2 separate regions of the Homo sapiens genome follow, and region 1 is linked to region 2. Evidence: chromatin loops called from intact Hi-C (ENCODE). Cell type or tissue: HepG2. All regions are shown on one strand. Links, peaks and the distances in the headings refer to the core of each region. The heading gives the core; the rest is flanking DNA. Region 1 has its middle 500 kb from the start of LINC00972. Region 2 has its middle 560 kb from the start of LINC00972.

Region 1 (5,400 bases), core at 176-5,175, 61 kb after region 2:
CATTCCAATGGCCACATTTGTAGCTCAAGTTTAAGATTTTGGAGTAGATAATTTTCGGTATGCCTTTTTTCTGAAATTCCAGTTGTTTTGTGAATAAAAGTGCCCTTGATGTTAACTCTGTTTTCTGTTTTTTCATAAGGTTTGACTTGACTGACCCAGTTGACATGTGGGTGATCCTGTTCTCCCTCAAAGCACCATGTGTGTCCTTCTAAGCTATTCATTCTTTCACAGACATAGAATATCCCAGTGAGATAAGGAATTAATTATCTTTTGGTGATATATCAGTCTAGGTCCAGTGAAGGAAAGAGAGCAACTAGAGGAATTAGACAAATAAAGAAGTTTAATGGAAGGATTAGAGCTTATCCATATGTGGGAAGGACTGAGGAACTGTGGGAGTGGTCATCTGGAAGGAAGGAATGGGAAGATTGTAGAAGAGCCATGAAAGACTTCAGCCTGAGGGACAGGACAGGATGGAGAAAGCACCAGTTTTGAAGTGGGAGCTTGTGGAGAGGTCTGCACTGCTCTAGCCACTATGACCTCCTCAAAGAGTGGCTCTGCTTCACTTTCTTTTTCCAAAACTCGATATCTTTCTCCCACTTAAACAATGTGCACATGTACCCTAAAACTTAAAGTATAATAATAATAATAATAATAATAATAAAGAAAAAAACTCTAATGATGAGCCATGTAAGAAGAGAAATAATGGGACATTCAATTCCTAGCCTTAGAAAGAGTGTCAGGGGTACCTGGTTGAAAATTAGGAAGCTCTGCAAGGCTGTAAACACATAAAAGACTTCCAGAAACCTATGAATCTGTATTTTTCAATAATGTTTCAGTACACTTGATGAGGCTGTAACATTAATCACTTTTCCAGTGATATCTGTGGTTTGTGCTACGTTAAAAAAAGGAGGGGGGGAATCAGATTTTCAAAGGTTTATTAAAAAGCTTTTTTTAAAAAAGATAAATTTTATTTGACCTGAATAAATATATCTAAAAGTGGCAGCCCAATATCTGTTGTATATTACAAAGATAATGTTGTATTGAGTTACTGTGAAAATGAAATGGAAGTCTCATAAAATTATTGCTACAGTTCAAATTGAACTGTCACTTATCCATGATCAGCATAGTAAACTATTAATTGATATTATGCCTCTATTTAAGTGATCTGACATTTAGATATCCTTGCCCACTGAAAAGCTTATTTTGCACATAAATTTTTCTTCAGCCATTCTTACACTTATCAGTTTTTAAGCTAATTGATGAATTTTTCAGTTTATTATAAAATTGTGGTATCAAATTTTTAAAGACGTCATATTTTTAAGTTCTAATTAAAAAATTAGTTTTCCATGTAGGATTTCTCCAGGTTCTGAAGCTGCAAGCCTCAAGCCTCAAAATATATGCTTTATTATATTTATCAATAGAAATAATTTAGAAGGAAGTATTACTAGCCATGTTTGTGTTGTAAACAGTTTTCCAAATTTCTCTAACTGTATTAAATTTTTACAGTACAAAAGTGTTACATATAAGATCAGTATGACAAACAAATCTATTTATGAAATGAGTAACTAATAATTTGGGTCAAGTAACCTACCTAGGGCAAGAATTACAATGACCTGGATTTGCAATATGAGTACAGCAAATGTAGGAATGCTTGCAATTGTGATGATTGTGCTCAGCCAAGGTCAGAAACGCTGTAAATAGGAGCTGACATCCTTATTGTAAAAATCAATGTTCCTGCTCATAAGCTAAGTGAAGATGTTTAAAGTAGAGAGACGATCAAAAGGATGAGTGCCTGTGAACTTTAAATACATTGTGAAACCTCGAGTCATTCTCTTCATTTGATTCCCTGGATAAATACTTCTGAGCAACATGTATGTTTTTCTTCTTATCTCTGAGGTTCTGATTTTGCTTAATATACTGATTGTATCTTCACTAGTTTTTTCATTTTAAAAACCTACATATTAAAGGAAGATAATATTATCTCGAATACAGTACAATACTGTATTCAGTCCATGTAATATTTCAGTCCATATAATAATATTTCATTTTTTTGTAGAGATAAGGTCTTGCTTTGTTGTCCAGTCTGATTTCTAACTCCTAGCCTCAACTGTATTTTTGCCTCAGACTCCCAAAGTGCTGGGATTACGGGTGTTTGCCACCATGCATGGCCAATAATATTAAAATTATTTAATATTATAGTAAACCTAAGACTATTCTTATTTTTTATTCATTTATGACATGGCTGTTTAGTCAATCTGAAAGATAATCATACGAAAACACAATTGTTTTATTAAATGCTATGTAAGCAGAGGAAGAGACCATTACAGAGGAATGTCTAATGTTGACATATGGGAGAAGAGCACATTAGGTAACATTTACTAAAAGAGATGATATTTACTCTGAGTCTTAAAAGGTACACAAAATGATGAAGCATGGGCAAAGCAGAAAAGCAGATGATGCAAAGAATAGAGCATTCAGAATGTGAAGGGCTAAGACTTCTATAAGTACATCAGCTTTGCTGGAACAATGGCAGAAATGGTGACAGGAATCACGCCTGATTACTAAGGAAAGAGACAAATCATGAAAGGCCTTGGATTTTATTTTGAGAAGTTTAGGTTTCTTTTTAAAATGATAAAAAGTCACCTAAGAATCTTGCATAAAAGAATATAAGTATTAACTATTTACATTAAAAATAATTAACAATTTTTCTGAGAACACATTTAAAATTAGGCCAAAAAATGTTAAAAGACTGTCAGAGTAATCCAGTAGAAAAATATTACTATGAACCTAAAGTCAAAAGAGAAAAATTAATACATATTTAAGACATAAAATACACAGGGTTTGACTGGGTCGGGAATCAGGGAGAGACAAAAGATGAATCTTATATTATCCTCAATTTTTTTGTGTGTTTGGCTGGATAGAGCACGGTATTATTGTAAAGACCTGGCCTAGAAATAGATTTGGTGAGAAGAGGAGGAGGCTTTTGTGTGATAAATTTGGGATGTCCATGTGGAGGTAGTCAATAAATGGTTATATAAATAGGCCTGGAGCTCAAGTAAGTTTTCAAGGAAAATGTTGACTTGAGAATCATCAACATAGTGATAAAGTAATGGTTCCACACAATCAGGCTTTGAGTAGTGTATTTCCTAACTCCCTGAATAGACAGCAACATTTTTTAAACCTGTTCACAAACTAGTAAACTTTATAGTCCTCCCCTTACATCAACTTATAGCCAAGCATCTTCCCCACATCTACATATAGAGCCTTACATCTCCCCCACACATCAAAATTCACACCACACAGTATGATTTTCCAGAGTTATGTAAAACTCAAAAACCAATGGCACATTTTGCCCTTAAAATTTTCTTTATAGGAAAAATTGGTCAGAATGTTTAACAACTCAAATTTACAAATGACTAAAAACTTTCCAAAAGCAGAGATGATTTCAATTAAAAGGTGTCATAGGTCTTGGGACTTTAATGACAGATTAGAGTTCCACAAAGAGCAACTCATTTAACAGACTAATAAGATACTTTGAATTCCCTCATATAAAATGAGGTGCTAGGAATAGTTCAACTCTAGGATTCACTCCCAACACTAAATTCCAAAATTAAATTAGAGTACTATGTAAACAATTCATTTCTATTGTATGTGCAATACGGTTTATGCAAATTATAATATGTGCATATTTTTTCCTGCATTAGATTTATCGACGTAACATAGCTATCTGAGGAAATCAACTTACTAAAATATGTTTTTTAAAAAACACTTAGCTGGGCACGGTGGCTCACACCTGTAATCCCAGTACTTTGGGAGGCCGAGGAGGGTGTATCACCTGAGGTCAGGAGTTCAAGACCAACCTGGCCAATATGGCAAAACCCTGTATCTACAAAAATACAAAAAATTAGCCAGGTGTGGTGGTAGGCACCTGTGATCCCAGCTACTGAGGAGGCTGAGGCAGGAGAATCGCTTGAGCCCAGGAGGCAGAGGTTGCAGTAAGCTGAGATCTCACCATTGCGCTCTTGCCTGGGCAACAATAATGAAACTCTGCCACAAAACAAAACAAAACAAAACAAAACAAAACAAACAAACATAAAAACTTAAAACTATTATTGAATTTGTCAATTTAGACTATAAAGCAACACATTATAGATATGAATACCCCATATTTTTATCAATTATACTTTCAATAATGTCTAAGAAAGTAGTTTCAGTCTAACACAATAGAAACTATTTGTGCATCATTAAAAGAAATGTGTTACAAATGAAAGGAGAGTATGTTTACAAGTTTAATTACAAATTCTCTGTTTTGAATTTATCGATGATTTATTTCATAAATGGCATACAGATTCAAAATTATTTGGGCCCTAAAACTAATGCTTAATTAAGTTCAATGAGCATTGTAACAGTTTAATATGTATATATTTTTCCATTCAAAATAGCATATATTCATTGAACTCACATATGGTTTTATTTAACACCATCACAGTTAAAAACAATAACACTCTCAAAAACAGCACTCTCTCTAACTTATTCACACATATTCACAACCACCCACAGACATGCACAACTTGTACATGCATAAACACTCCCATTCATGTGAGCTCTTTCCCGTACATGTGTGCACACACACACACATACACACACCACACACTCGGGATTTTCTTTCTCCTGCTATTGCACTCAACATTTCATATTCAAAATATATGGCAGAATGAGTAGTCCAGCCTCAGTAGTAAACAAAATTATTGTATAGAAAGAGCAATTGTCCTCAATCCTTGGATCTTTTCTTATGCTGGCAAAACAGTCTCGACAACTTCAAATAAATAAATGAATGACATTTTTAACTATCCAAGATTTTTTGACTAAGATCAAATGTGCTAAAAATAAGGTTTGCTTAATTTTTCAGAATTCAGTTTTAACTCTGCAATATATACTGTGGACTCCAAAATCTCTAAAATAGTTCCTCAACCATCAGCAAAAACCTCACCCTTATCAAACAGTCTTAATTTAGATGGGGATGCCTTTGAAGCCACAAACTTTCCATAGGTTAAAACCTACTCATTCTTTCTGAAGTTTTTTTGTTGTTGTTGTTCCTCCTAGTGAAGTTTATTCTCTTTGCTGAGGCAAACATAGAAAAATTAAGAAACAGTATCTAAACTGATATCTGACACCTATCATGCACAATGGAAAACTACTGTATAACAAACCCTGTTGTGTTTCAGTAATTCAGCACTTACAATCATTGTTTGTAGATTTTATTTTAATTTACCAACTCAGAAAACTGAAGTACCATGTTTTCTTCTGTCCAATGTCACTTAGCTGTTAAGTGACATTGTTGTAACGTGGAAACAATCTATTGTTCTCAATTTAGAGTCGTTTCTAGTATCACACAGAGAA
Region 2 (5,400 bases), core at 228-5,227:
TAGGCAGTATGATCCTGAGCTCAAACACTTCAAAGCTTTCGGAAAAGGAAGTGCATTTTAAACACTACATCAGAATATAATTTGATCTAGCCTCATGATCAGCATCTAAATTTTTTATATTACTCTCTTTTTTACTTAATAGTCACATAATATTATGATTAATTATGTGACTATAGCATTGAAAAGAAAACTGCTATACTGTTCAGGAAAATCTTGATGATAGAAGATCCTGTCATCTTTCAAACACTGCAAAAGGCCTCCAAGTGAGGTTTCTGCAATCCTGCAGTTATAAAATAATACCATATCTTGAGAGTATACAATATAACATGATTAACTATAGTTCTAGTCTTCTTAGCCAAAAATTCTCATACTTCACTTCATTTGTAGAACCTGTGTAAAGATGACGATGCCAGTCTGTGGAGATTAAATACTGAGATGCAGAAATGTCCTAAATTATCTGGCTTCGGTATTTGTCTCTCCCATAATGCCTGCCATATTAAATATAATTCCTCAGAGATTTGTCACAAATAAAAATATAACTATGACACTTGCTAATCAATATTTTGCAAAGTTACATGCAAGAAGTTATATAGAGAGAACTAAATTCATTTCCAATTCGTAGTACCAAGCACTAACATGAGCTACCGGCTTTCTATACTATGACCGCTATCCCCAACTCTTGCTTAGTTTCTCACTGTAACTTTCTCAAGTTTTAAACTCAGCATAATTCACCTTGTGATTTTCCTTTATACCTACCCCTGCCATTTGCTTCACTAAATTCTCATCCACTAGAGTGTAAATTGTAAATGGAATTCATGCACTAAAATATTTAGTTTCTTGATCTATTGCCAGCACTAGTGTCTGGCATGTAGTAGACCCTCAACAAATATTTTCTGAAAAAATGAATTGAATTATTTAAAGTTTAGTTTGGTTATCAGCACTTACAGGGGGTCTTTTTTGCTTCTCCCCTAGTACCATCAACCTAAATTAGATGCCTCTCTATAGTGTTCTCATGTTAATACATATATTTTTCTATTGCTGCACATACTACATTATTTTAGAATTTATTTGTTGATGTGTGTATTTATTCCTAGATGTTGAATTACCTCTCGCTAGGGACCCTGTTTTATTTATTTCTAAACATTTTTTCATGCCTAGTAGAGCAGATGACACATATGGGGCATTCAATATATATCTGTTGAATACATGCATGAATAAATTCACTCTTAACACTAAAAAAAAAGTGTGTGTGTGTGTGTGTGTGTGTATGCATTTATCAAGGTTCAATTCCACCCAGGTGTCTTCTAGAGATTGTCAATGTTTGGTACGTCTGCTTTAGGGACTAGATTGTGTTTTGATTATTTTGATTAAAAAGAAACAAAGATTTTATATTACCAAAAGAGAGAGATTGTTCCTTTTGTTTTTGTTGTTGTTGTATGTTCATATTCCCTTCATTACTTTTCAAACTGAATGCCAAAAAAAAATTTATATATTATGTATCTTTGTTCCAGGCTCCTTTTGATATGTGGGAAACATCAGTTTTCTCAATGATTGGGGTAGATGATACAGGGGTTTTGCTAACTACTTTCAATACACTGCCTTAAAGAGTAAAACAATGGTTCTGTTTTCATTGCAGAGCAAAAAATGTGGATCCACCCCAAACCCTGTTACAGACACGCTTTGCTTTATTTGTGATGCAATGGGTATCTTTCTCTTACATAGTTATCATGGTATAAGTGTGTATCCTCCCTCAGTACATAGTTACTCTTTCAAATAATTATAGTAACCTTGGATTGTAGTTAAGAAAAATAACCATTGACTATCAGTCATATCTTCCGTTGTGCATCATTTTATCTATGTCAAAAATCTATACCTAATTTTGAAATCATTCATGATAATATCCATGACAAAGATTTGCTACGATTTCTGTATCTTAAAATGAAAATGTTATAGAAAACGAGGAAAGCAGATGTCAAATGAAATATGAAGGTCAAGGCAAAAATGAATCTACTAACAGAAATAAAAACACATATAGAAGGTAAATTTATTTGAAAGTCTATACAATTTGTTTATTTTCAATAGTGGCAATGGTATATTCAGGAGTTGATGGCCAGTATATTAGGCCAAATGGTTAGCAGGTGATACATAAGAACCACAGGGAACAGAAACAATAAGAGATAAATACTATAAGATCAACAACAAAAAAGAGGATCTGGCACTTAGGTTGTTCTATATGGCTGTTCAAGATTCTGTTCAGTTGCTTTTGTTCCTCTCTCATTCAAATGAGAGTCACTAAAAAGCAAACATGACCTAGAGGCCTGTGTAGAATTATAATACATATATTCCAATATCTAATATTAAAATAATGCTAGCTATAGTTTAGAAAACTTTGAAATGATTTTTTCTCTGTTCACAGCTTAAAACAGAGTAACTCTGACAGTGTCATATTTCCTTTTTCTCCTTTTTTTCTTAAGTGAATTACAACACTTAATTGACAACAACCTTTTGAAACTACAATGTTCATAGGCATCTAGAAATAAAGCCATGCAGAAATTCACTTCCTCTATCAATTACAACAATCATGGTCTTTTAAAATTACATATGGATGTGAAGAATTTTGGCTAAATCAGACTTCTTTAGTATTTGTGTATAGATGTTAAAATAAAAAATATTTTTATTCTACCATTTTGAACCAATTATTTTGATTAACTTTTCACTTATCTTTTTACCTTGTGGATCTCCAAAATTCATGTTGATGAGTGCAAATATTTGATAAGTGCATAAACAGTCAATTTTGAGATACAGTTTTTGAAGTTAACACAAATGTGTTTTGATAATTTTCCATAATATGAAGATAAAATATTTAAATTACTTTCATGTAACTTCATTTTTTCTGTCATAAATTGTACTATAAGGATAGATTCATTTAATTCTATAATTTGTATCAAATTTTATAACAACTTCTGTCTTGCAGTTTTATTTTCTGGCTAAGTGCATTTTGCTTGATCAAATTTGGAGATATTAATAGTTAAAACATTTAGTTATCTTATTTGATTTTAATCAGTAACACATTTTATCAAGTACAATTTTACCACCAATATGTCTAATTTTACTGAGGTTAATATATATAGTTTTAAACAGAATTAACCAGATAGGAATTTTCAGAATTTTATGTATAAAAATTTCAATGTGTTTAAATACAATTGTAGTCAGAATTATTGTTTTATTTTTCCTTTGATTTTTTCTTTTAGCAACATTCAATTTGAAAGATTAATAAAATGAATGTTTCTCTTTATTTTTTAATTCAATTGTACCAAATAATAGCTGTAAACTTCTTAGGTATCACACACTTGCTCCCATTTTTGAAACTCCTGAAAGCTCAACATTCTTTTCCTTGTTATCTTTTTTGAAAGTTTTTAATTTTTTTTTAATTCATGGAGGTTATTTTTCTGAGAAGATACAATTTTTTTCTTGGTAATTTTGGATTTGATCTTGGAGGATTTTTTCTTATAAATTTATACCAAAATATTATACATTTTTAGGTATTCTATATGAACCTGTAACATGATAATGTGTAGCATTAGGACAAAGATCTAGGTTCTTTGTACTCAGATAGCTCACGTATTCCCAGAAGAGAAGCACTGGAAAGAAAACAGTCAATATCAAATTGCCCTGCTTAGATGTATGGTGAAGTGAATTTAGAATTTATTTAAAAATAAATAAATTCAAGGCCAAAATTTCCAAACACTCTTTAAAGCTACTTTTGCAGAATATTTTTGATCATATAGAGGAGAGTGATTGCCAAGTTGAGTGCAGTGAAGAACTCATGAGAAGACACTTATTCGATTATTTAAAAATGTGTAACTCATAAATTCTTTCTAAGAACTTCTTTTTAGCCACAAGTTGAATCCCTAGTTTTGGAGGACATAGGTGACAAATAAATAATTTCTGGATATTCTGTTAGCTAATAGTCTATTTCTTATGGTCTTATCATTAACAGAAGAGCAAAAGTAAAGCCTGGGATGGCTCTGGATTTGCAATTTGTAATTGTTGTGTGAGTTGAAATATTTCTGGGAACTAATACCAGGTAGGAGCCAAGAGTTGTTTGGCAGAGGGAGTTACTTATTTGAGTAAGCAATTTTAGGAGATATAAAAATATATTAGACCCCATCAACTGTCAGATAAGCAGAATAAAGAAATTTTTAAAAAGTTTAAACAGGGAACCAGATAAAAGATGTAGTCCAAATCACTGTATTGTATGTCATAATACACAACTGTATATTTTCCCACAGTATTTATAAAAGAAGGTTCAGCAATCTTTCAAAACTGAGCCAATAATTTGCATAGCCCGTTTTTTGTATTTTTGCTGAATTTAAAGATCTTTAACATTATATCAAGTAATAGAAGGCCTTGAGAAAAAAATAAAGTAAAATGGAAGTGCACCCCCAAAAATTTTCACATAGGATTTTGCTTTTCCACTCTTCACTTCTCTCTTCCTGCCATCTGAGTACATATCTCTACTTTCACTTTAGAGCTCTGGGATAATCATGACCTCATAAAGATTTGTATCTAGAATGAATTCTATGAAAATGTTTTTCTGTATAGAACAGAAACTAGACATCATTGTCCAGGTCATCTTTATAGCAATTCAATATTCCTATGCTTTGATGAAAACTGTCAAGATTGCAAAATCCAGAATGATATTTTCTTCTCCCCTCTTAATTACAATAGCACCTAATATTTGTACTATTACCCATTCTTTTATGCCAATCTAACTCTTTCCTCATAATTGTCCCAAGGCTTTTTAATGACATGGTAATTTTCCTTAAAATTCAGCTCAGTACCCCTTTAAGCAAATGTTGTCAGGAACCCAAAAATGCAAATGAGTGGCCAAAGATAGGCAGTTTGAAATTTTAAGACTGTCCATGTTTTCTGACACATAACTGAGATGTGACTGCAAAATAAAAAGGACCTTCTAATACAATATTTCATCTAGGCATACATACTAATATTGACTTCATAACTGCAACTTCAAATTACACATCTCTGATCCATGCCATATTTGTTTGTGCTTACAGTTGATAACTGAAAATAATCTTCTCTTAATTTCATGTTTGGTTATGCCCTTATAATTTTTTATTGCAATACCATATTTTGCCACACCCATTTTTATGAAAACATTTCTTGTCTCCCCCCCCAAAAAAAAATGACAACGGGAAGACAAGTGTTGTTATTATTAAATTCTTCCAGTATATGGCATTCCTCCAGGAATAATAGGGGACTACTTTCTGTTTGTACTGCTTCATTTTTCTTCTGCTTTCCTCTATGCCCTATTTTAATAATTTCTCAGTTAGTATTATTTTTGTGACCCCTCACTTCTGATCTCATTAGAAACGTATC

What was found. A loop is a pair of places that touch in the nucleus more often than their neighbours do. Peaks named below come from ENCODE experiments on the same cell type or tissue, not always from the same donor. Only the 100,000 strongest peaks of a DNase experiment are listed, where the experiment ranks them.
Region 1: a loop joins it to region 2, with 4 times the contacts of the local background. A loop is called at or near these places in 2 of 110 quality-filtered maps.

The regions. Positions count from the first base shown.
Region 1 is chr7:85,921,227-85,926,626 of GRCh38, reverse strand. No RefSeq gene overlaps it. Among named protein-coding and RNA genes, the nearest start is that of LINC00972, 500 kb to the right of the region's middle. In HepG2, for the core only: no CTCF peak of the experiment used is centred there; a DNase peak (open chromatin) is centred at 2,396.
Region 2 is chr7:85,982,162-85,987,561 of GRCh38, reverse strand. No RefSeq gene overlaps it. Among named protein-coding and RNA genes, the nearest start is that of LINC00972, 560 kb to the right of the region's middle. In HepG2, for the core only: no CTCF peak of the experiment used is centred there; no DNase peak of the experiment used is centred there.